Linked DNA regions of Homo sapiens: region 2 is linked to region 1. The links are chromatin loops, found by intact Hi-C in ENCODE. Cell type or tissue: endothelial cell of umbilical vein. All regions are shown on one strand. Each heading gives the region's core, and the rest is flanking DNA. Links, peaks and the distances in the headings are about the cores only. Region 1 has its middle 130 kb from the start of DMD. Region 2 has its middle 170 kb from the start of FAM47A.

The links. Peaks named below come from ENCODE experiments on the same cell type or tissue, not always from the same donor. Only the 100,000 strongest peaks of a DNase experiment are listed, where the experiment ranks them.
Region 2: a loop joins it to region 1, with 6 times the contacts of the local background. A loop is called at or near these places in 2 of 110 quality-filtered maps.

The regions. Positions count from the first base shown.
Region 1 is chrX:33,331,204-33,342,794 of GRCh38, reverse strand. It overlaps a transcript of DMD not described here. Among named protein-coding and RNA genes, the nearest start is that of DMD, 130 kb to the right of the region's middle. In endothelial cell of umbilical vein, for the core only: no CTCF peak of the experiment used is centred there; no DNase peak of the experiment used is centred there.
Region 2 is chrX:34,295,475-34,307,065 of GRCh38, reverse strand. No RefSeq gene overlaps it. Among named protein-coding and RNA genes, the nearest start is that of FAM47A, 170 kb to the right of the region's middle. In endothelial cell of umbilical vein, for the core only: no CTCF peak of the experiment used is centred there; a DNase peak (open chromatin) is centred at 5,985.

The DNA of each region.
Region 1 (11,591 bases), core at 1,165-9,164:
AAGGATTAATATTGTTAAAATGTCCATGCTACTCAAAGCAATTTACAGATTCAGCACAACCTCTATCAAAATGCCAATAGCATTTTTCATAGATTTAAAAAAAATCTAAAATTCAAATGAAACAACAAAAGAAAGAGAATAGCCAAAGCAATCTTGAGAAGGATAAGCAACATTGGAGGTATCACACTTCCTGATTTTGAATTATATGACAAAGCTTTAGTAATCAAAATAATATAGTACTGGCATAAAAGCAGACATATAGACCAATGCAACAGAATGGAGGGCCCATAAATAAACCCATTCATATATGGTCAACTAAATTTTGAGAAGGGCAACAAGAGTACACTATGAGGAAAGGATATTCTCTTTAATAAATGGTGTTTGAAAAACTGGATATACACATGCTAAAGAATAAAATTGGACCCTTACATCACACAACAAAAGTCAGCTAAAAATTGATTAAAGAATTAAATGTAAGACCTGAAACTACAAAATTCCTAGAAGAAAGTGCATGAAAAAATAAATTCTCGAAATTGGTCTTGGCAATGATTTTTTAGATATGACATGAAAAGCACAGACAGTAAAATCAAAATTAAACAAGTTGTACTACGGCAAACCATAAACCTTCTGTACAGCATAGGAAACAATTAACAGAGTGAAGAGACAACTGTGGAATGGGAGAATATATTAGCAAACCATATGACCAATATGCAGCTTTCATCCAAAATATATGAGGAACTCAGAGCTCAAGCAAAACACACAAACAAAAAACAAAAAATCTGATTAAAAATGGTCAAAGCCCCTGAATAGACAGTTCTCCAAAGAAGACATGCAAATGGCCAACAGGTATATGAAAAGATTCTCAAAAGCGCTAATCATCAAGGAAATGCAAATTAAAGCAACAGTGAAATATCACCTCAAACTTGTTAGGATGGCTATTATCAAAAAGATAAAAAAAATAACAAGTTTTGGCAAGAATGTGGATAAAAGGGAATCCTTATACATTGTTGGCGGGAATGTAAATTTGTATAGCCATTATGGAAAACAGTATGGAGATTCCTCAAAAAGTTAAAATACGAATGCCCTAGGATCAAATTACCACTCTTTTGGGTATATATAAAAAGGAAATGAAATCAGTATCTAGATGAGATATCTGCACTCCCATGTTCAGTGCAGAGTTATTCACAATAGCCAAGGCATGAAAACAACCTGAGTGTACATCAACAGATAAATTAATAAAGAAATTGTGATATATGTAAATATAATGAAATAATATTTAGCCTACAAAGGAAGGAAATCCTGCTATTTGTGATAATGTGGGTGAACCTGAAGAACATTACGCTAAGTGAAATAAGCCAGGCATAGGAAGAATAATACTGCATGATCTCACTTACATGTAAAATCTGAACAGTCAGCTATAAAGAAGCAGAGGGTAGATTGATTGTTACCAAGGGCAGAGGGAGGGGGAGAATGGGAAGATATTGGTCAAAGGACACAGAGTTTTCATTATCAGGATGAATAAGTTCTAGAGATCTAATGTGCAGGATAGGGGCTATAGTTAATAACACTACAGTATGCACTAAGAGAGTAATCTTGAGTGTTATCACCAAATACACAAAAAAAGGGTAACCATGTAAGAGGATGGATATGTTAATTACTTTTACTGTAGTAATCATTTCACTATATGTATATTGAAACATGTTGTACAACTTGTATACATTTTTACAAAAAATTAATTTTCACAAGCCTCAAGACAGACTTATGAATAGATGAAACAGAATACGGAAAATATCTGAAACAGGAAGGAGTCCAGCATTTTAGAAGAAAAAATAGAAGTCCATTGTGGCTGGAATAAAGTATAAAGAGGAAGAGAGGCAAGAGTTTAAGCTGGAGAGGCTAGTAGAAGCCAAGAATACAACAAAAAAAACACATGGCATTTATGCTATTCTCAATCTCTAAAATAGATATGCTAATCACCGAAGACTTTTTATGTAAAATAGCAGTAATTGATATACCAGTATTTTCAGAGTTGTGTGGAATGATATGTATATTATTTTAGAGAAATCTTGGTGGATTCATATGGACTCAACTTATCTTTCAGGTTTATTTCTTGCATTTATAAATTATATCTAATAAACTATAAGTTACTGATTGTTGTGTATATCTTGATATATAGGGATTATTTGTGTTTGTTATACAAAAATCAAATGGAAGTAGAATAGCTAAAATGTATGAGTACTTGCACACAAAGCACACACACACACACACACACACACACACACCATAACCCCTTAGGAAAACACTATTTCAGAATAGCGATATTGGCATATTTCACATATGCTAAATGAGTTATTCCTTATAGTTTCATAATGTAACTATGAAACCAGCTGTCTGTTTACTTTTTGTGGTAGGGGGGATAGCTTTCCTAACAAACTAAATACCTAATACAAATCTGAGAGGAAACATATGATTTTATTAATTTTTCTCATGAAAACACTTAAACTTTCTTGTGTTATAATTTCAAACCATAAGTGCCCCCAAGACAGGCAAACTTGGAAGTTTTAGAGAAAATTATACGGTATAATTGATAACAATTACAGTTTCTTTTAACAAATACTGATTCACGATTAGTATTTTTAAAATACAAAATGCATTTTCCTGAATAGCATTTATTTACTTGTTAAAGAAGTTGTGTAAGAGATTCAGCTAATCTAATTTCTTACTTTGTGAAGAAATCACTCATCTAAAGTCAAAATATCAAGTATAAAGTCTACCCTTGGGAGAAGCATACAGGGTGCCAGACTTTAAATATCTCCAGTGTGCAAAATAAATAATATTTTCTTGAAATATCCTCTTATTTGAAAATTTGCTATAGAGTCACAAGAGGCAAATTCCATTTGAGAAAGTGCATGCTATATTTTACAACGCAGAAATGTGGAGCTGAGCACACAACATCTTATTGCAAAAGTACAATTCAGAAGAGAGTTTTTACCCTTAAAAGGCTGTGAAGATAAGTAAAAATCAGCCAAAATTTCAGTGTGAATAATATGATGTTTGGCGAGGAACTCTACTATTGTTACACTTAGGAAAATAATCTAATCCAAAGGCTTTGCATCTGTACAGAAGAGCGAGTAGATACTGAAAGAGATTTGCAGATCCACTGTTTTTTAGGCAGGAAGAATGCTCGTTAAATGCAAACGCTGCTCTGGCTCATGTGTTTGCTCCGAGGTATAGGTTTTGTTCGACTGACGTATCAGATAGTCAGAGTGGTTACCACACCGACGTTGTAGCAGCTGCATAATAAATGACTGAAAGAATCATGTTAGGCATGCCCACCTAACCTAACTTGAATCATGCGAAAGGGGAGCTGTTGGAATTCAAATAGACTTTCTGGTTCCCAGCAGTCGGCAGTAATAGAATGCTTTCAGGAAGATGACAGAATCAGGAGAAAGATGCTGTTTTGCACTATCTTGATTTGTTACAGCAGCCAACTTATTGGCATGATGGAGTGACAGGAAAAACAGCTGGCATGGAAGGTAGGATTATTAAAGCTATTACATCATTACAAATACAATTAGAAGCTGGCCATGACAAAGCATATGTTTGAACAAGCAGCTGTTGGTAGCTGGGGTTTGTTGCCGAGCTCTTCAAACTCTGCAAACAGTGTTGCTTTTACAGAATGGATTTTAAAATTGCCTTGTGCTGCGTTAGATTTTGGGGAGGGGGTGTGCTTGCCTCCAACCTCAGGAAAACACTTCTGGGATAGAAATCAGTGTTAGAAGATTTTAGAATAAAGTATTGTTCAGGAGTCTAGGTTTCTTCAGGTAGATGATGACAGGGGGAAAAAAATCTTCGGGGAAATCTACCCCAGATTAGTTATATGCAATTTAGTTGCAAGAACTGATTGATGTATTGGCATATTCAGACAGTGAGAGAAATGAGAATGTACAGAATGTTTGGATAGGTTGAAAATTGTTATACTTGGTTTCTATTTTATAAGGAGTTTGGCTGTCAGTCATTTCTCCTCATCAATTTCTAGCTTTTGACATTTATTCAGTCATTCTGCATTATATGAAGAAAATATATCAATATCTCCTGCAGGGTTTTTCAACAACTCTAGCATCTGTTTCAGCTATTGAACTGTATTCACGTTTTGCCAAGTTGATGTCGACCCAGCTGGTCTATGATTTCTCGCTTGATTACTGCTCTTAATTTCTCTGTATCAGCTTGTTTCAGATAGGGCTTTGAAGGCTGTTAATGAAAAATGACAGAAGTGATAAATTATTGAAAATGTGAGCATTTATTTATTTATTTATTTATTTATTTATTTATTTTGCCCTTTAATGAGTTTTGTCTTACATTCTTTCTTGCCTGCGTACGATTTTTAGAACCCTTTCTCTGTTTTGCAATATTTCTTTCCCCTACAATCAGTGGATTATAATTATAAGTACTTTTAAGCAAATGGAGCATGAGCATGGACAGTATTTGGCTCCAAAAATAAAGTTTTTGGAGAAAGGGGAGCAATTTATGCTTTTTGTATAAACTATGCATCGTTTCTATAACCTATCTTCACATGCTGTCATGGGGATCTGTCAGTGACTGTAATCAGACTGAACATATTGAAATAATCTTTATCACCACTAGGGTAACAAGCAAATAAAACATTCAAACATTTAACAAGTGATTGTTTAAAACAGATGTTAAATAATATAGAAATAGATTTTCCTAAGTGTGAAAAGCCTGATTATTAACTGTCTATGTAATACAGAATCTTTCGGCTCTCTACCCAGTCTCCTCCATAGCCTGAGGAGCTAAATCATCCAAGTTAATAGACTATCATATATGTACATCTAATATGACCTTTCAGTGTACACAGTGCTACTCGTATGTGCTGTGCCTTTTCTGTAGTAATTGTAATATCCCAGTCAGTCTGGTTAAGGAACACTATTGGCTGTTATGTAACTTTTTTTCTGAATGTTAGTCCATGGTTTTCAATTACGTATTCCTCTTAGAAAGGGTGAGTTAAAAACAACATGTATTTAAATATCAGTAAATTAATTAGCAAGTGGTGGGCTAATTACACTAGGATTTCTCCAAAATAATTGCTAACTTCTGTTTTGAAAAATAGTCAAGGATTTGGATGACTACTTTTTAACCTTGAAGCATACATTACCGTGGTTGAATATCATTCATAATTCATATATACAGCAGGAAAGAAAATAGTTTTCTAGATGTATCATTTTAGCAGCAAAGAATTTTTTTTTATAATGTGGTTCAGGCACTCTGATTATTTCCGTTTAATACTTTTAAGTACTGTAGATGCTTTTGTATAGTGTGTTACAGAACTTGGTTAATCTTTGGGAAGCTCAAAGACTGACAGAATTTTGCATCCAAATGCTACAGGGTTATTTTGTGGTTGGTTGAGAAAATTCAGCTCTGTCTATACTGTTGTTTAAAATACAGCCCTCTTTGGCCAATGTTACTTTTCAACTTTTTATAACCGTTTTAAGTGACCATTCAAGACTGTAAAAACTCTTTTACACTGCATCTTTAGTAGGACTCTCCTTTTGTGAATTGTCTCCTTCGAAAAAATGTGAGCTTCCTTCTAGCCTCACTCTCTTGTTACCATAGTTACTTTTAAAAGAAGGTTTTTCTTTTTCAATGAAGATAGCGTACTTTAAATCAGCCACTGGAATCCCCAAACTGTGTTTTTGTATTTTTTAGTTTATAGTTTAGGCTTGCTTCATTTGCGGTTAGAAAGTGCTCTGTATTTGGTCCCACTGATGAATGGATTGGACAGACGCTAGGTGGCACCAGCTGTTGATTATTAATGAAATCGTAAAGTCTATATGCCACGCACCTGAAGAGCAGGCAAACCCTTATTGATAAATGCATTGTAAGAGCTGGAAATGTCTGCCAATATTTCTTGCTCTAAAACAGGGTCAGCCTGCAGAGTGATGAGACCACGTGAAGTCTTCAAATCCCAATTGCTTAATCCTGTGTCTTCTGAAGTGCTTTAAGGAAGAAAAAACGATGAAGGAGAAATGCATAAAAATAGAAGGTGTGAAAGAGAAGTGGGACACAATGAAATAGACTGCAAACATTTTAATATATTTTTAAATCCAGAATTAGTGACTTTTATAAATCTATGTGAGTTTTCCCCAATTCTCTCAAACTCAGATTGTTTTCTCTAAGGCATTTATATTCTAAAACAATTATTTATCTCTTTTAGGTAAAAATTTTATTGAGCATCATTATTTTTTAAGTAAAAAAATCTCCCTTATTTCTCTTTTTGTGATAAGACTGTCAAGTGAAATTTCCCACATGAGCTAGAGTAGCTGCCTCTCAGGTGTTGCTCTTCAGAAAGATGAGCAGGGGAAGACACTATCGGTTAAGAAATATGCTTTGAAATGTTTTGCCTGAGAAGCTTGCTCCATCCTATTATCCTCCCATTCTCATATAATCCATCTTTTAAGAAGGAAAAAGCAAATAAAAACAAACCACTTAAGCATGTGCATACACACACACACACACACACACACGCTTTGGAAAAAAAAAAAAGTCAGAACTGTTTAAAAAGAGAAAGCCACGACAATATTTTAGTTGGTCCTGGAGTTAATAAACTAAAGTGAAAAATAGGAAGGAAAGTCCATAATTAGATTGTGGAGAGTAAATAATTACTTAAAACTGGAAATATTTTTCCAGAAAAATATGCAATATTTTTTCTTCACTGGGAGTAACTGACAATTCCTGAAGAAGGTGAGATGGTTTAGAAAGAGTGCAAAGATAATATATGCTGTGATTCTCCAATGTTATCTGAAAAGTATGTAATATGGCTAGTTATCTTGATTATAGCATGGACTTTGGTAAAGATTTTTATGATGCCCATATGGTGAAAATGGAGAAATATTTGCTGTTTGACATAAGAGTCTGGTCAATAAATCAGCTGGCTAAATGACCCTGCCTGTGATGTATCAATTAATGAATCACAGTAAACCAGGAAGAGGGCCTTTCACAGGACTATAGCATAGTTCTATAAAATTGGTTCCATCTGACTTGAACCTAATCTTCTGTAATGTGCCTTATGTCTCTGTTCTTGAACCTACTTGGCCTGTGAAATATTAATGTCCAAAAACTGAAGGACGATCCAGATAGCCTGTCTATCTGGGAAGCAGAACAAATACATTGAACTATTAGGGTACCAAAGGATTATGACCACCTAAAAACTGTGGTGAGGTCAAAGAGAATAATTGTAATAGGAATAAGTATAACATCCTAAGCTAAGGTTCATAAAATCAATCTGGCAAGTACAGGACATGAGAGAGTTAAAGCTTAGTAATAATTAATTGAATAAATCTTACTGATTTTGTTGGTCATCATTATTATCAGTCATAATTCATATGACATCAAAATACAATGAAACAAAGTAATATTGTTAGACATGTATCCTGAAAAAGGAAATGAAAAAAATGAGAACGAATTTTAGAAGGATATATATGATATAATGGTGTGTGTGTGTATATATATGATAGGTATGGTATATGTATATATTATATGTGGTAATATATACATATTTTAGAAGGACACCATGATCTAAGAGGAACCTTAACATTTGGGGGTATGTTCAGTGAAAAGTGTCTGAATGCTAAAAGGTCCTACAAACTATAACATTTGAGGGGCATGGAAAGTACTAGAAAAGTGAAAAGTTGAAGAATACTTGAAGGAAAAAAGTAGAGAAAATTAAGCTGATTTCAAATATTCGATGTGCTATAATGCAGAAGAGGGTTTAGACTCACTTGCACCTCTTTGGTAGCAATGGAAAAGTATTCTTCCAGTTAATGTTGTGAGCAGAGAATTGATTACTTTGTGAGACACTGCACTCCTTATTCCTAAAGTGTTCAGTGCTAAGAATGGAGTTTCTGCACTAAATGGAAATTGAAGAAGATGTCTGAGATAATTTTTAACTAAGAATCTGTGAGTCCAATCATTTCTTTTAAAAACATGTTCTTTTTTTTAGACATTTATTTCTCTGAGGGTCTCTACTACTCCACTCGCATCATCCAGGCTAGGGGTCAGTAAATGATAGTCCACATTGTCACATCTATTACTGTTTGACCAGTCATTTAAAATGGTTTTCACGTTTCTGAATTGTTTCATTTCAAGAATATTTCTGACACATGAGATTATATAAAATTTCAATTTAAGAGTCTATAGTTTATTTGGAAGACAGCCACACCCATTTATTTGTTTATATGCTATATAGGACTCCTTTCATGCTAAAACACAGTTGAGTACTTATGACAGAGACCATGTGGGCCACAAAGCAGGAATATTTACTATCTGGCCCTCGATAGGAAAAGTTTGCTCACCTCATCTCTAGACTATAAAGAAATTTTGTTTTTTGCTTATTGACTCAAGTATCTAAACAAGCAATGTAACAGTTAAATAACAGTTCTATACCATAAACAGAAATTGTAACCACCCATACTACTTAAGTACTAGAGACTTGGAAAAGTAGTTCAAATATGCAGCCTAACAGATAAAGATGGTTTCATTTGGCTGTTAGTCTATTGAGATAATTTACTTGTTGAGGAATGTTTATTTAATGTTTCCATAAAAAATTGAAGTCTCTGCAATCATTGACTTATATATAATATCTGCCTAGTTTGACTCCATTAATCTTGCTGAATTTACCTATTTGGTAGGATTCTGTTATTTTTATTGCTGCTTTTCCGTTAGTGTATGATTTCAGTAGACTTACAGAAAGGGTGAAAGTCAATGGAAAACAAGGTAAAGTGAGTGGAATTTTCTTCTTGCAGCTACCCTCTTCTCTCTTCGTGGGTTTATAGACTCTCTCAGCAGCTTTGGAATTGCAGTTTTAGAGACTTACTTTTATAACATTATGAGTGTGTTCTTGATCAAATATGTTCTAGAAGGGATCAAGATAAAACAAATGCACTGCACTATAAAAGAACAGTTAAGGGTTTTAGTAAATGATTGATAAGACATGCTAAATTTAAGAATTAGCAATGAGTTATTTATATTTTCCTGAACATAGGGATATGAGAAGGGATTTTTTTTCATGTCATAGGAGAAACTATAATCAAATTCTAAGCATAAAGCTGAGGGATTCTGAATTTACCACCAAATATTACAATCTCCATAGTTCCATAATGTGCAACTAAAATCCCCACATTTTTTTTCTAGGGAAAGATATAATTTCTGCTCACTGGTAGCGCTGGAAATTCCTGTAAAACCCATAGGATTCTTATTGTATTTCCATGAGGATGTTCCTGAGCAGCTACTTTGTGATGCCTGTCTCTATGGTAACAGACACAAGGCTTAAGGGTCTGAAAGAAATTCTTCCTGTTGGCTTAGGAATATGGAGCAATGAGGGAGACCCACTGAAGACTATAAAACTGAGGAAAGGCAAAAGAGGCAATTGAGAAAAAGTTGTCGTGGGGGAGCTTTTTTTGTGTATTTGAAAATAATTTCACAATTTCATTTGCTCTTAATATATCTCTGAATGAAATAAGAACCAACATACAAGTAAAGTTTTACAGAAAGAAAAAATTCTGTGAAAGTATTGTTTTTTAACCATCTAGTCAATTTTATGTAATTGAAGTCACACAGATTTTTTCTTTAGTTGGCTTGCCTTTCGCTACTCAAGAAAAGATTGCTTCTTGCCTGAAATTGGTAAGAGGACGGCTCTACCCCTGGCAAATTTAGTTCTTGTTACTGCTATCAAAGATCTTGATCTTTTAAAGGACTTTCTTTTTCCTGATTCCAAGGGTAAGAATATTGAACTCTGGTTCACATTACTCATAATCACTGAGCTTCTCAGGGAATTATGAAAGTACACTAGCCTTCCAAGATGTTCTTTTTTAGGTCTATTTCTCTTAAAGACCAGTAATAAATAGAGCAAATAGTACTGCTTATTTGAAAATTGGGTATTTCGTAAGAGGATGCTGGGTGAGAGTTTGTGTTTTTACATGTTTTACTTTGTTTCTCTTATTAAAATAACAAAAAAGCAAACAAAAAGCTCCTAGAAGTTTAAAAATATTTGATTTTCCATTTATTTGACTTCATCTTACTTTCAGCTTAGCAAATAGGGACACATCACATTTGAATTGTTTTAGAAAGGAGATAAATATGACTCTCCTTTCCCTTAGATTCAAAGTATATGTTCAAGGTGTCATCAAATAGCCAAAAGTCTTTAAAATATTTATGCTATGTAAATGTCCTTCAGGAAAATATAAGTCAGAGGGAGGAGATGGCCGTCTTAGTATAAAGCTCTCATGTGTATTTGCAGTGTTAACATGAGTGTTGATGTTTTATTTATCTTCTTAACATGTTATATCTGCACATGTCTTCATTTGTTATATGTTAGGGTCAACAGAAAAAATAATAAAGTTATTGCAAGTAAGCAAAAACTTATAACCTGATCAATAAAAATTAATATTTTAGGTTGGAAGATAAACACATCTCAAATGTCATTTTATAAGATCAAGTTAACAAATGTTAGCATGCTTAAAGCTTTAGAGGAATTAAATCTTTTTATGGTTTATTTTCTGACCTTGAGAAATTTATAGACTCTGTGCAGATATATGTTTTCACAAATTTAATCCACTCTATATAGATATTAGTAAAATGTAAGACAGTGTCTTCAGTACCTGTTCACACTATCTTTAAATTAAATGAAAAAACTCAAGTTAGCTGTAATGTTTCAGTGTCTCCTTTGATAGTGTTGGAAAGCAAATTTTTTAAAGAAAACCTTTTTTATAACTCCATACATTTTGACCTATAGATACTAATTGCAATATAAAATGTGACATCTGAATAAAACAAGAATACTTTAAATATTCAATATATATACTACTTTTGAAAAGATGACTTAAATTATAAACATATAAATTATATGCCTAACATGACTGGCTTCCAAAAAACTTATTTTCTTGAGCTTTGGGGTTACAGCCTAAAGTGCACTGCAGTAAATAAGCAAATGGGTAAAAATATTGTCTAGACAAAAGTAAAACTGAGATGTTCTTTTGAGCAAACGTTTATAGAGGAGGTACAGGATGACAACTGGAAACGTAGGTGGTACGCAGAGATTAATTGCTGTCAATGTACACCTGAAGGTAAATGGATGGTGCTTATCAAATTTCCAGAAGAAATATTGACATTATGTTGCAATTTGAAGACAGGGTTATGAATACAAAGAGCTAAGGGAAAATAAACTTATCAGCATCATTCAGCTCTGGTCATGACATTGTTACAACTGATTATAACACTCCCAGGATAAAATGTGATAAGGACCATCATAGTCTGTTTTTACTAGTACAGATTTCTTTTATACATGCTATAAGTAGAATTGTTCGGTCCAGCAACAATAAGCTGGATTATTGAAAGTGACACTAATGCTAACCTGAAATTGTATGGGTTTTAGGGGAGATGTGGGACTCATTTATGTTCTATGACAAGTGTAAAAAGGAGATTAAGTAAAAGCCTGCATGTGATGGACACATTAGTGAGTAGGAATCTCAGGTTCCTCTCCCTTTGGCTGCTGACCCATTCATGGGCTGGTTTTGGTG
Region 2 (11,591 bases), core at 2,195-10,194, 960 kb before region 1:
TTGAAAATTAAGTACTCCAGAAAAGGTCTTTAGAAGTATGTTTAGCAAAAGACATTGCTGAATTTCCTCAGACTGGGGTTGGGAGATGAAGGTTTGTTTTCACTGTCAAGGAAACGTCAGGAAGTTTTAAGGTAAAAGTTTTCATATTAATCTTAGTCTGCCTGCCTGTCCTTACCTTAAATCTTTAATACTGAATTTTTTCTTGATCGATGTCCTGATGTTAATCTATGAGACTCAATACAAAGATGGGCATTGAGCTTTTATTTTAATTCTGCAACCCACAAATTTAGATTTGAAGCTTGATCCTCAGCCATGTCTGCTCTATGGCTACAAAACCTGAGAAACATTTAAGTCCCTCATAGGGGCTGTCTATGTCTCTTCCCATGCGTTGATCTGAGAGGTTTAACACTCAACTTATCATTTGCATCTTGTAAGCTCTCTGGTGTTGTCAGAAGCAGCTAATGTACCCCACAGTGCTTATAGATATTATTACCACAATGAACACAGTAGACACTTGACCTCCAAAAGGATTTTATTTGACTGGCAATTTATCCAAAACAAACACTGGTGGTAACTTAAATAATCATGCTTCCACTGGTTGGAAGAAGTGCTTGTTTTCTTTACATTGGTACTGAGGTCATTACTACATTCAAGCTCAAAGAGATAAACAACAATTCTGTAGTCTTATTTTGAAGGTTTGTTTCCTGGGACTAATCAATTAGAGTTCAGGAAGGACGGATGGTCTGCTTCAGGAAGTTTAGAAAGCACATTTTAATACAATAACCTTTTCTTTTCAAAGATTGGCAAAGCGAAAGAGTCAAAATGGGGATAAGGAGGCTACTCAGAGTTTGGCAAGAGGGAATTCCCTAAGCAAAATTGGAATGGGTGCTGGTGATTCTGGTAATATAGAGGGAGAAAATCTCTAACAGGAATTGTACCCATGAAGGAGACAAAGCCTCAGATGTAGATGTCTATGCCCCTCAAGGAAGGAGGGCAAGCCGGGCGTAGTGGCTCATGCCTGTAATCCAGTACTTTGAGAGGCCAAGGTGGGAGGATCGCTTGAGGCCATGAATTCAAGACCATCCTGGGCAACATAGTGAGACCCTGTCTCTACAAAAAGTGAAAACAAAACGAAACAAAACTATGATGGCATGCACCTGTAGTCCCAGTTACTTGGGAGGCTGAGGCAGGAGGATCACTTGAAACCAGGGAGTCAAGGCTGCAGTGAGCCATGATCACACCACTACACTCCAGCCTGGGCACAGAGTAAGATCCTATCTCAAAAAAAAAAAAATTAAAAAAGGAGGGCATTCTGTGTTCTCCTTTATTCCCTCCTTCCATTATCTCATCAGTGCTTCCCTTTGGTCAAACCTAATGGGAAGCTTATTGTCAAGGCATACTGGAAAATTCAATTTTGTGAGGCTATCCTCTACAATAAAAATCAGAGAAAAGGGATGGAGACATGGTCTTAAAACAAAAACAAACAAAAATTATACAGTTCCACCTCCCAAATCATTAACACAAGCGTGCCCTTGAAACAAACTTCTCACATTCCAGTTTAGTTGTTCAAATCGCAGCTGTACCATGATTGTACTTTGAAACAAGTCTATTTTCTTCTTTATTTTCTCCTAATATTGCCTTTACATCCTTCCTTATTATTTTAGATTCCAATGCCTATTATTTCTGATTGTATTCTAAACTCCCTTGCTCTAGTGTCTTTTCATTGTATCCAAACATGGATAAACCCGAAACCACTGCTTTCACTTTTTTTGACCTCTACCTTTAAAAGGCTACCTGAGAAAATTACATAAAGGTTTAGATTGTTTCCTTTATAAATTCATGATCAGTGACATCAAAGATCCTTCAATATTGACCTTTAATTCTGCTTCGTTTATCAGGAACAGTCATTACATTCTTTACAATGTGTTTTTCTATCATTCCACACTATCTTTAACTGTCTATATTCCCACCATTTGCTGTACTATCAGGAGATAATCTCTTCTAATTCACAGAAAAGAAAATAAAAGACATTAGAGAGGAAATTTTCTGTTAGTGAACATAATGCATTTACCAGCTCTGCTCCCATCTTTATCCCCTTTGGTCATTTAATAGAACAAAAGCCCTGTTTATACTAAAGGCAATTTCTTCAATCCTGCTTTGGATTACATCTACTTCTACCTTCTCAGAATCCTTATATTATTTAATATATTTTTCTCACCCTTCCATTAGCATTAAAACATCTTCCAAATTAGGGAAAAAACGGTTAAAAAGAAGAATAAAACAAAGAAGAAATGCAAAATCAAACTCACCATTTTTCCACACATCCTCTGCTTTGATTATCTTTCCCCTCTCCTCTTTTTCAAAACCATAATTTTTCAATTCCTAAGAAATGTTTTTTTCTGTATTCAGTATCTTCACTTCATCACCTACTCATTCTTTAGTCTACTTCTAACAGAATCCAGCCTTTACCACTCCAATAAAAAACAGTTTATTACTAATTTCCAAGTTCATAGAAGCAATGGGTAGATATTATCTTCTTTTTTTTTTTTTTTTTTTTTTTTTTTTTTCCTGAGATGGAGTCTTGCTCTGTTGCCAGGCTGGAGTACAGTGGCGCAATCTCGGCTCACTGCAACCTCCACCTCCCGGGTTCAAGCAATTCTCCTGCTTCAGCCTCCCGAGTAGCTGGGACTACAGGCACGTGCCACCACGCCCAGCTTAATTTTTTGTATTTTTGGTAGAGACAGGGTTTTACCATGTTGGCAAGGATGGTCTCGATCTCCTATTCTTGTTGGCTTGGGCCTTGGGGCTCTATGTCCTCAATAAACTAAAAGATACAATCTTATAGTTACTTGATCTGTAAGTAGAATTTGCTTCCCTCTTTTAAGTTTAATTTTCCTTGGGCTAAGACTCTCCTGGTTTTCGCTTATCTCTGTGGTTGCTCAATCTCCATCTCTTTTGCAGATACATCTTCTTTCCAAACATTAAGTGTTGAAATTTTTCAAAATTCAATTCTAGACTATTATATTCTCTCACTTTAGTAGCATAAAATATGTGGGTTTCTATAAAATTATCAAGATATTTTATGGAAATATAAATTCTTTCCACAGCTTTAATTTCCACCCCCATGAAAATTGGACATACATGTACAATAAGTCCTCTTTTAACATTGTGGATAGATTTTTGAAAACTCTGACTTTAAGCAAAACTATGCATAATGAAACCAATTTTTCCATAGGCTAGTAGATATAAATAAGAGATAAGTTCTAATGGACTATTTTTGGTAACAAAACCATCACCAAACTTATAAATAAAAAACAAAAACACTTCTAATATTAAACATTGAAATAAATGTGAGCTACACATACATTTAAGTTAAATTGATAAAATCAAGTAAGATAGTTAGTGATCCACTTTTTTTTTTTTTTTTTTTTTGGTGAATCAGTGAATGATGGCAGTCACAGCAGTGATGGGTTAAATTATGAAATAAATGTTTGCAAAGTGAAAATTTTCAGGAGTACCCCCTTGTACCATAAAGTTCAAAAACAAATAATAGGAAATATAGCATGCTCCCTGAGCACTTTTGGCATGATAATAAATGTGCATTTGTAGGATTGTCATGTACTTAACAAATTTTTACTTGACAATAATTTGTACTCATTCATTCATTCATTCATTCATTTTCCATCCTGCTTATTTCATTTCAGAATGGTGGGTGATGGGAACCTATCCCAGCATCTCAGGGTTCCAGGCAAAAACCAGCCCTGGCAGGGAAGCCATCCAATCGTAGGTCACACTCACTCACACACTCATACTCACTCAAACTGGAACCATGTAGACATGCCAATTCAGCTAATGTGCACAGCTTTGGGATGTGGGAAGCAACCAGAGTATGAGGCCAAAACCCACACAGACATGGGGAAAATGTGCAAACTCCACGTAGACTGTGGCCTCAGGTGGGAGTTAATTTTTTTTTCTCATCAACTTTATGACTAAATGATGTTAAATTAAACTTCGTTATTTGAGGACCTGCTGTATCCAAGACCTCAGTTTTAAATTCTGTATATCCAGTACCTATTTAACATCTCAACCTGTTTATTTTAAATAAACATAAAACTCAACATATGCATGCTCTCCCGCAACCTCTAATCTGTCCTGCTCCATCTTTGTTTGTCTTAGTGTATGGTGGCACCATTCATTCAGTTATATAAACCAGAAGTCTAGCCATTAACTTTGACTTCACCCTCTCTCATCATCCACTATATCCTATCAATTGCCAATCCTATCCAATTTACCTCTTAGATACTTCTTTATTCACTCTTATCTGTCATTCTAATTGGTAAATTAATGCATGAATCTAAATTTCCCCACTTGCTCTGCATGGTGCCTATAATTTTTGTGGCTGAAAGATTTATAAAAAATATTTGTGTTTGTCTTTCCTGTATTTTTCCCTTCTCTTCCTCCATTCTCCCCTCTCCATTTCCAGCATGGATTCAAGACTCCCTAAAAGTCTGTGCCTTAAGAAATGTTCTGCTGGAACATGTGTTGAGGTGTCAAGAAAGTGGCTAAAAGGCAATTGGAGGGCCAAAGATCATAGAATACAACACGCAGTGCTTGACACCACCTTTCTGCTGGATAGGGCCCTGGGGCTGTGTCCAGTTGTTACAAGGAAATAACTGAGGAGTGATATAAGGAAGCCATGTAGTAAGCATTATGTATTTGTCTTGTTAAATATTTCAGGGTCGGCTAGGCGCGGTGGCTCACGCCTGTAATCCCAGCACTTTGGGAGGCTGAGGCGGGCGGATCACGAGGTCAAGAGATCGAGACCATCCTGGCTAACACGGTGAAACCCCATCTCTATTAAAAATACAAAAAAAAAGAGCCGGGCATGGTGGCGAGCACCTGTAGTCCCAGCTACTCGGGAGGCTGAGGCAGGAGAATGGCATGAACCCGGGAGGTGGAGTTTGCAGTGAGCCGAGATCGTGCCACTGCACTCCAGCCTGGGTGACAGAGCCAGACTCCGTCTCAAAAAATAAATAAATAAATAAATAAATAAATAAAATTTAAAAATTAAAAAAATAAATATTTCAGGGTCTCAAACACTGCACTAAAACATTTAGCAATGGAATATAAAGTCACAGTGAGAAACAGTGTGAAATGGTCTCAGGAGACTGGAGAGACCTCCATAACAAATTCATGTTACAGGACTTTTATACAACTCTGGTTGTATGATGTACTCCAAATAGTGACTGAGGCTGACTTCTCCATCTGCTCATTTGTTTAAAAGCTGACATTCATTTAATCAAATAAAGAATCACTAGGTTTAAAGTTGCAACTCATAACTGCTTACTTTGTGAAAAATAGTTATAGCTAAGTCATGGCAGCTGTCATAAATATATGGAAAACACTTTGCCTGTATATTTTTCACTAACTGGAATAATACTCTTTCAACAAAAAAACTGAAAAGAACGAACTAGGGAACAAAACATTTTTATCCTTCAAGACATTCTGTTTAGAAAGATCTTTGTAAGCTGTCATCTTTTGTCTCTGGTAGAAAGGAAAATACAAATAATCTGGAAATATAGAGATGGGTTTCTGTACCTAAAACCACAGATTTTGTTTCCAATAAAGTGAAAAATATTATATCATATAGTTTATTTTTTATTATATAGAGCTAATTGCCCTTGTGTTCTTAGTGGGGAAGAAAAAAAGAACCCCAGTATAGATAGATTTTCCATGATGAAAAGGGAATCATGACCATCTGTATTTCCAAAGGGAAAGTGAAATTCCAAATATTCTGTGCCATAAAATGTTAAATTGAACATTTTAAAATAGTCTCTCAATATTTTGGACCCAATGCTTTGAAACTTTAAAATTAAGTATGATATATACATAATTTCCACACCTTTAAAATGAGTTGTTAAATTGTTAAGACCTTTCTTCAAAATTAAGACTTGCTAGTCAATCCTAAAAATAGCCTCCAGAGGGCGACCAAGTTGCATCATGGCAAACAAGCACATCAAACTGTAGCACTGCCTCCAACAACAGCATGGATTTAGTTAACATATGAAAAGCCAATAATAATGGTTAATCCTTGAAAAAAAAATATACTTTCACCTGAAGTGTGAATAGCTCTGCAAAAATTGAGTGTTTGTGAGGAAACCACCTGTAATTTGATGCATTAGCAGAGCAAAGGCCTTTGATCAGAAAAACTTGTCATCATTTCATGCAAGTTCCAATCAATTTCTCTGCTCATTGAAGTCTACTTATCCCAAGCACCTTGTTGTAGCAAACAGAGTATAGATCTTGAAGTTCGGTAGACTTAGATTCAAAGGCAGCTCTGCAATTGGTTGTTACCTTGTAAACAAAGTTTAATCTGAAGATAGGGTAGATAATATCTTCTTCATGCTTCATGGTTGTTTGAGAATTACATGAGATAAATATATGAAAACATTGACCCACAATGTGGGCAAACATCACCTCATTCTTGTTTATTTCGTCCCTATCTTTTTTTTTTTCTCCTTTACCTAGAGAAAGATAAAAATAGGATCAAATTATGTTATTCACTTCAAGGTTTTAGTGATACATATTACTTTCCCATTATTTGTCTTCAAAATATGTTTTTAAAAACCACATGGAAACAAAGTAGTGGTTACATTTAAATAATTAATATTTCTCCATTCTCTCAGACAGAAATACATCTAATAAATGTTGTTGGAGGTTTGCTAGTCCTCGACTGGTTAATGACTATTATCAATCTAGTAATTCGAATTGGTCATCCATTCAATTGGCTTTCCCCTTATACCAATGGGTTATTATTTCCACTTATTTCATTTATATTAAAGCCACATCCCTCTGAGAAAAATAGTTGAGTTTACCTTGTATTTGCCCTTTCTTATTCTTCCTGACCTATATCTAACCAGCAGACAATTTCTGTTGATTATTTTTACACATTTTCTCTGCTACACCTTTAGATTATGACCTTATATGACCTTCTACTGGTCTCCTTAATTTTATTCACTGATCAAGATGTCCTTAATGTTCTCCTCAGCTTGACTAAATTTTAGACAGGTTTCTTCTTGACTGTAGGTCCCTGACCTTTCTTTTCTTAAGGCATTTACTTTAGAAAAAGTACAATTGTAAATTCTTTGCCCCTCTGAGATATAAATCCCCCAGCGTCTTCTGACTTTTATAACCCAGGAATGTCTTTCTCAAGGACCTGGAAGCCATCCCTTTGAAATGTAAACATCAAGAAAGATAGCACCCCTATTTTCAGTCTCTGTGGGAGGGTAGGAGCCTAACTTAGATAAGCATCAATTAGCACACACAGATGGCCTAATCACATTGACCAACTTCCTCCCTGAGGTCCTCCAGTTCTTTTCCACTAGCTATCTTTGGCACTTAACATCTCTCCCATTTTTCTACATCAGCAGAGTTGAGTGCAATCTCTCTTCCTTTTGTAATCATCTTGACTCCTGTTGCAATATTCTTCCTTGCCCGTTTACTCAATTTGGTGCAGTTTTTCTTTGACATCATTCCTTCACCAAACCCATACTGCTGAATTTCAGATTACTCTTTCCAAACTTTGAATCACTCTGTATTTCCTGTTGCATAAACCCCACCATTCAAACTCATCCACCATCTTGTACCTTCAAAACTCATTCTCAGAATTCCACTTCCTGAGTTCCCTACTCCAATAAAACTAGTCCATTAGCTTTGTAAATGTGGCTACTATTTCCTCACTTTGAAATCTTTGCTTGTGTCCTTTCTATTAAATATATTTTGAAATTTTATTTTATTGTACCTGCTCATAGATAAAAATAAAATAGAAATCACATCAAGTCTCTACAAATGGGAGTTTGATAGTGGAAATTAGTAGCACCAGTGATGAAATTGCTGAGAAGTAAAGAAGGGCTAGCAGGATAATGGAGGGATTAGCAAGAACAGGAATCTACTTCAATCAACTCCTATACTGGACAGTTAAGGAGAAGATTGTGAGGGAGCCCAGGGCCAGATAACCTGGTCAATACTGGACCATACGTGTTTTGTCTCACACATAGTAGAGCCAGGGAGGTTACACAGTGGCTGCTGGAAGAGGTAACCAAAGTAGAGAGACAATGGAGAGAAATCTCTTAGCTTCTTTCTAACCCGTCATATCCCATCAGTGTCTCTATTTGGCTGAATCTGGTAAAAAGTAAGCTGCATGTATGGGTCTGCTATCATGTGACACAAAATAGAGACAAGAAAGAACAATGAATGAATCTAAGACAAACAGACTGGAACCAGTACATTTGCTTGAATGTTGTACAATAGCCTATTTTCAAACTATGGTCTTTTTATTTATATTCCCTATATTCTTGACCAATTGTTTTATTCCCCTAAGTTCAAATTTCCTCATCTTTGAAAATAGCATAATGATAGTTCCTAGCTCATCGGGTTGTTTTGAATATTAAATGAAATAAGACAGATAAAGGGTTAACATTGAAATTATTATATAGGACATGCTCCAAAAATGAACTTCATCATGATTGCTTTGTTGTTATTATTATTAAAATTGCTGTTGTTATTGCTATTTTAATCACCTCTTCAATTTTCTGCCAAGTAGAATTTTATTTCAGTGTCCAGTTTAAATGCTGTCTGCTCCTTTTAACTTCTACAATCATTTTCTCCAAAAAGGATTTGTTCCTACTCTAAATTCCTATACTATACATTATGTGCTTCATTTATTTGACATTCATCTGTGGGTTTATTTGACTATACGCTTTCCATTATAACCAAACTTTAAAATTCTAGAGCATAAGGACTATTGTTTATGTATTTGTGTATCTCCCATAGGATTTAGTACAGTGCACTATCCAGAAAAAGCAATTATTGGAAATGTGTTGAGTGAAAAACTTAATCACTAAGTTTACTGTAACTCTACTGACATATGGACAAAGCTCATAACTATTTGGGCAATGCTGTGAAATTCTAGGCTTTATAATTTTTAGAATTTATTTACTTTCATATGGGATTTTGTTTTAAAAGATACTGTAAAAATAACTTGAAAAAAATTTAGCTTAAAGAGATTAATAAATGGTTTGCCATTTGTTGCATTTTTATACTTATTTAGAACTGCCTCTAGAACTCCCAGTATGTCAGCATGTGTAGCTACAGAGCTTGTTAGCAGAATACAGACACCTGCTATTTCTGGTACTTATAACATGAAAAAATATGATTATATTAATAACGCCGTGCATTTTATAGTGCCCTATCATTATTTCAGAGAGTTCAAACTTTCTCATGTAGTCATATAAAGTAGCAAGGGAATTCACATTATATATGCAATCCCAAAGGGCATTTTTGATCACTTTGAATTTTACCAACCATATTACTCAGGGTGGATTAATAAAAACATGTATAGGGGCATGGCCCTGAGATTGGCTTCGAGTAAGACAGAGACAAGGACATGCAGAGATGAAGATGAGCTTCACAAATGAAGAAACAAGGAATCTGGAATAGAGTTGTCTGAGGAGTAAAAATCAGCATAGAGAAGAGAAAAACTGCAATAGAGGAAAGGGAGACTGGAGTGAGAGTGGTATGAAGGCTCGTTTCACGTTCTTTCTCGCATCCATTTTCCTCTTCCTTTGGCTATTTCTCTCAGCTACTTTTTAAACCACATATCCCTAAGGGTGATCTTCAGTTGGGAATAGAAAAGGGTGGCTGCGTAATACAAATGTGCTATCATTCACTTCTGTCCTTAGTTACAACACTCTCACCCTCTCTGCACCTCCACTCATCAAACCAAAATGAAACAAGACTGGCAGTGGCGAAGGCAGGCCGAGCCTTGCCGGTGAGTTCTGAGGAGGAGGATCCCAGTGGGATGCGGAGTGAAGAGGGGGCTGTAAATGCCAGAGTGATTGGAAAATGTCAGTTCCTGTGGCTGCACCAAACTGGAGTGTCACCAGCATTACAACAAAACAAAATACAAAAATATATTGCCAGGGAGACTGTATGTCGGAGTTAGCTTTACTTCTTAACACCTTTATTAGTCTTCTGGAAGTTTTCCTGATGCAGTGAAAATACATTAAAATTGGGAACCACAGGTACATAATGATTGCAGCAGCTTAATTCAGTAGCATTGTTTCAGCCTTCACTCTTAGGCTTTACCATTTAATTTCTAGAAATGTGTTGAATTGCTTTTGCCATTTCTTAGATTTTTAAATTGAATATAGTGTAAGTTGGGACCTAGTCAAGCTCGTATTCCTGTCTCTAAAATCCAGTCATTTAATTCTAATTTTAGCTAGGCACCTTGTCCTTATTTCTCCAGGCAAATCAAGAAATCTCAATGTAATTTATTTTGAAATAATAAAAATAGGTGTTTATTATGGATAATAAACAGACAGGAAATTGTATGTGTATAATTATATATGCATATATGTGTGTGTGTGTGCGTGTGTGTGTGTGTGTGTGTGTGTGTGTGTGTGTGTATATATATATATATATATATATATATATAAATTCTTGTTTCTTACAACCCACCCATATAAAACCATTGTACAGTGAATCAGGCCAAAAGGAAATCAATATTCTAGTGATCTTCTAGAGAATACAGGGGAACCAAGCTGTAATAATATTTCCTTCCCACTATTCATATCTTGGGTCTATGGTGTAAAGCTAAAACAATAATAAACTACTTTTGCCAAAGCCACATACAGTAGATGAAAAATGACTTCTGTTAAAAAGATTCACTATACTCAGTGCAATTTGAACAGATGGCAAAGATCAAGTTTACCAACCCTCCTTTCCTCTGACTGATTTCTCCTGCTTCATCCCTGTTAAAGGCATGAATCTTCTGTTATATTCCAGTAGTACTAAGTAATTTAAAAGTTTAGATGGCAGAGAGAGCCACTTTATTTCAGGCAGTGAAACATTTCTTTAACTGAATTTCAAAATTCACAAGAGTTATGTATTAGTCTGTTCTCATGGCTGCTATAAAGAAATACCTGAGACTGGGTAATTTATAAAGGAAAGAGGTTTAATTGACTCACAGTTCTACAGGGCTGGGGAGGCCTCAGGAAACTTACAATCATGGCAGAAGGGGAAGAAAACACATTCTTCTTCACATGGTAGCAGCAAGGAGAAGTGCTGAGTAAAAAGAGAAAAGCCCTTTATGAAATCACCAGATCTCATGAGAACTCACTCACTATCATGAGAACAGCATTGAAATAACCACCCCCATGATTCAATTACCTCCCACTGGGTCCCTCCCATGACACATGGGGATAATGCAAGCTACAATTCAAGATAAGATTTGGGGGGGGTGGTCACAGCCAAACCATATCATTCTGCCCCTGGCCCTTCCCAAATCTCATGTCGTCACATTTCAAAACACAATCATGCCCTTCCAGCAGTCCCCCAAAGTCTTAGCTCATTCCAGCATTAACCCCAAAGTCCAAGTCCAAACTCTCATCTGAGACAAGGCAAGTACCTTCCACCTATGAGCCTGTAAAATCAAAAGCAAGTTAGTTACTTCCTAGATACAATGAGAGTATAGGCATTGGGTAAATATACCCATTTCAAGTGGGATAAATTGGCCAAAATGAAAGGGCTAC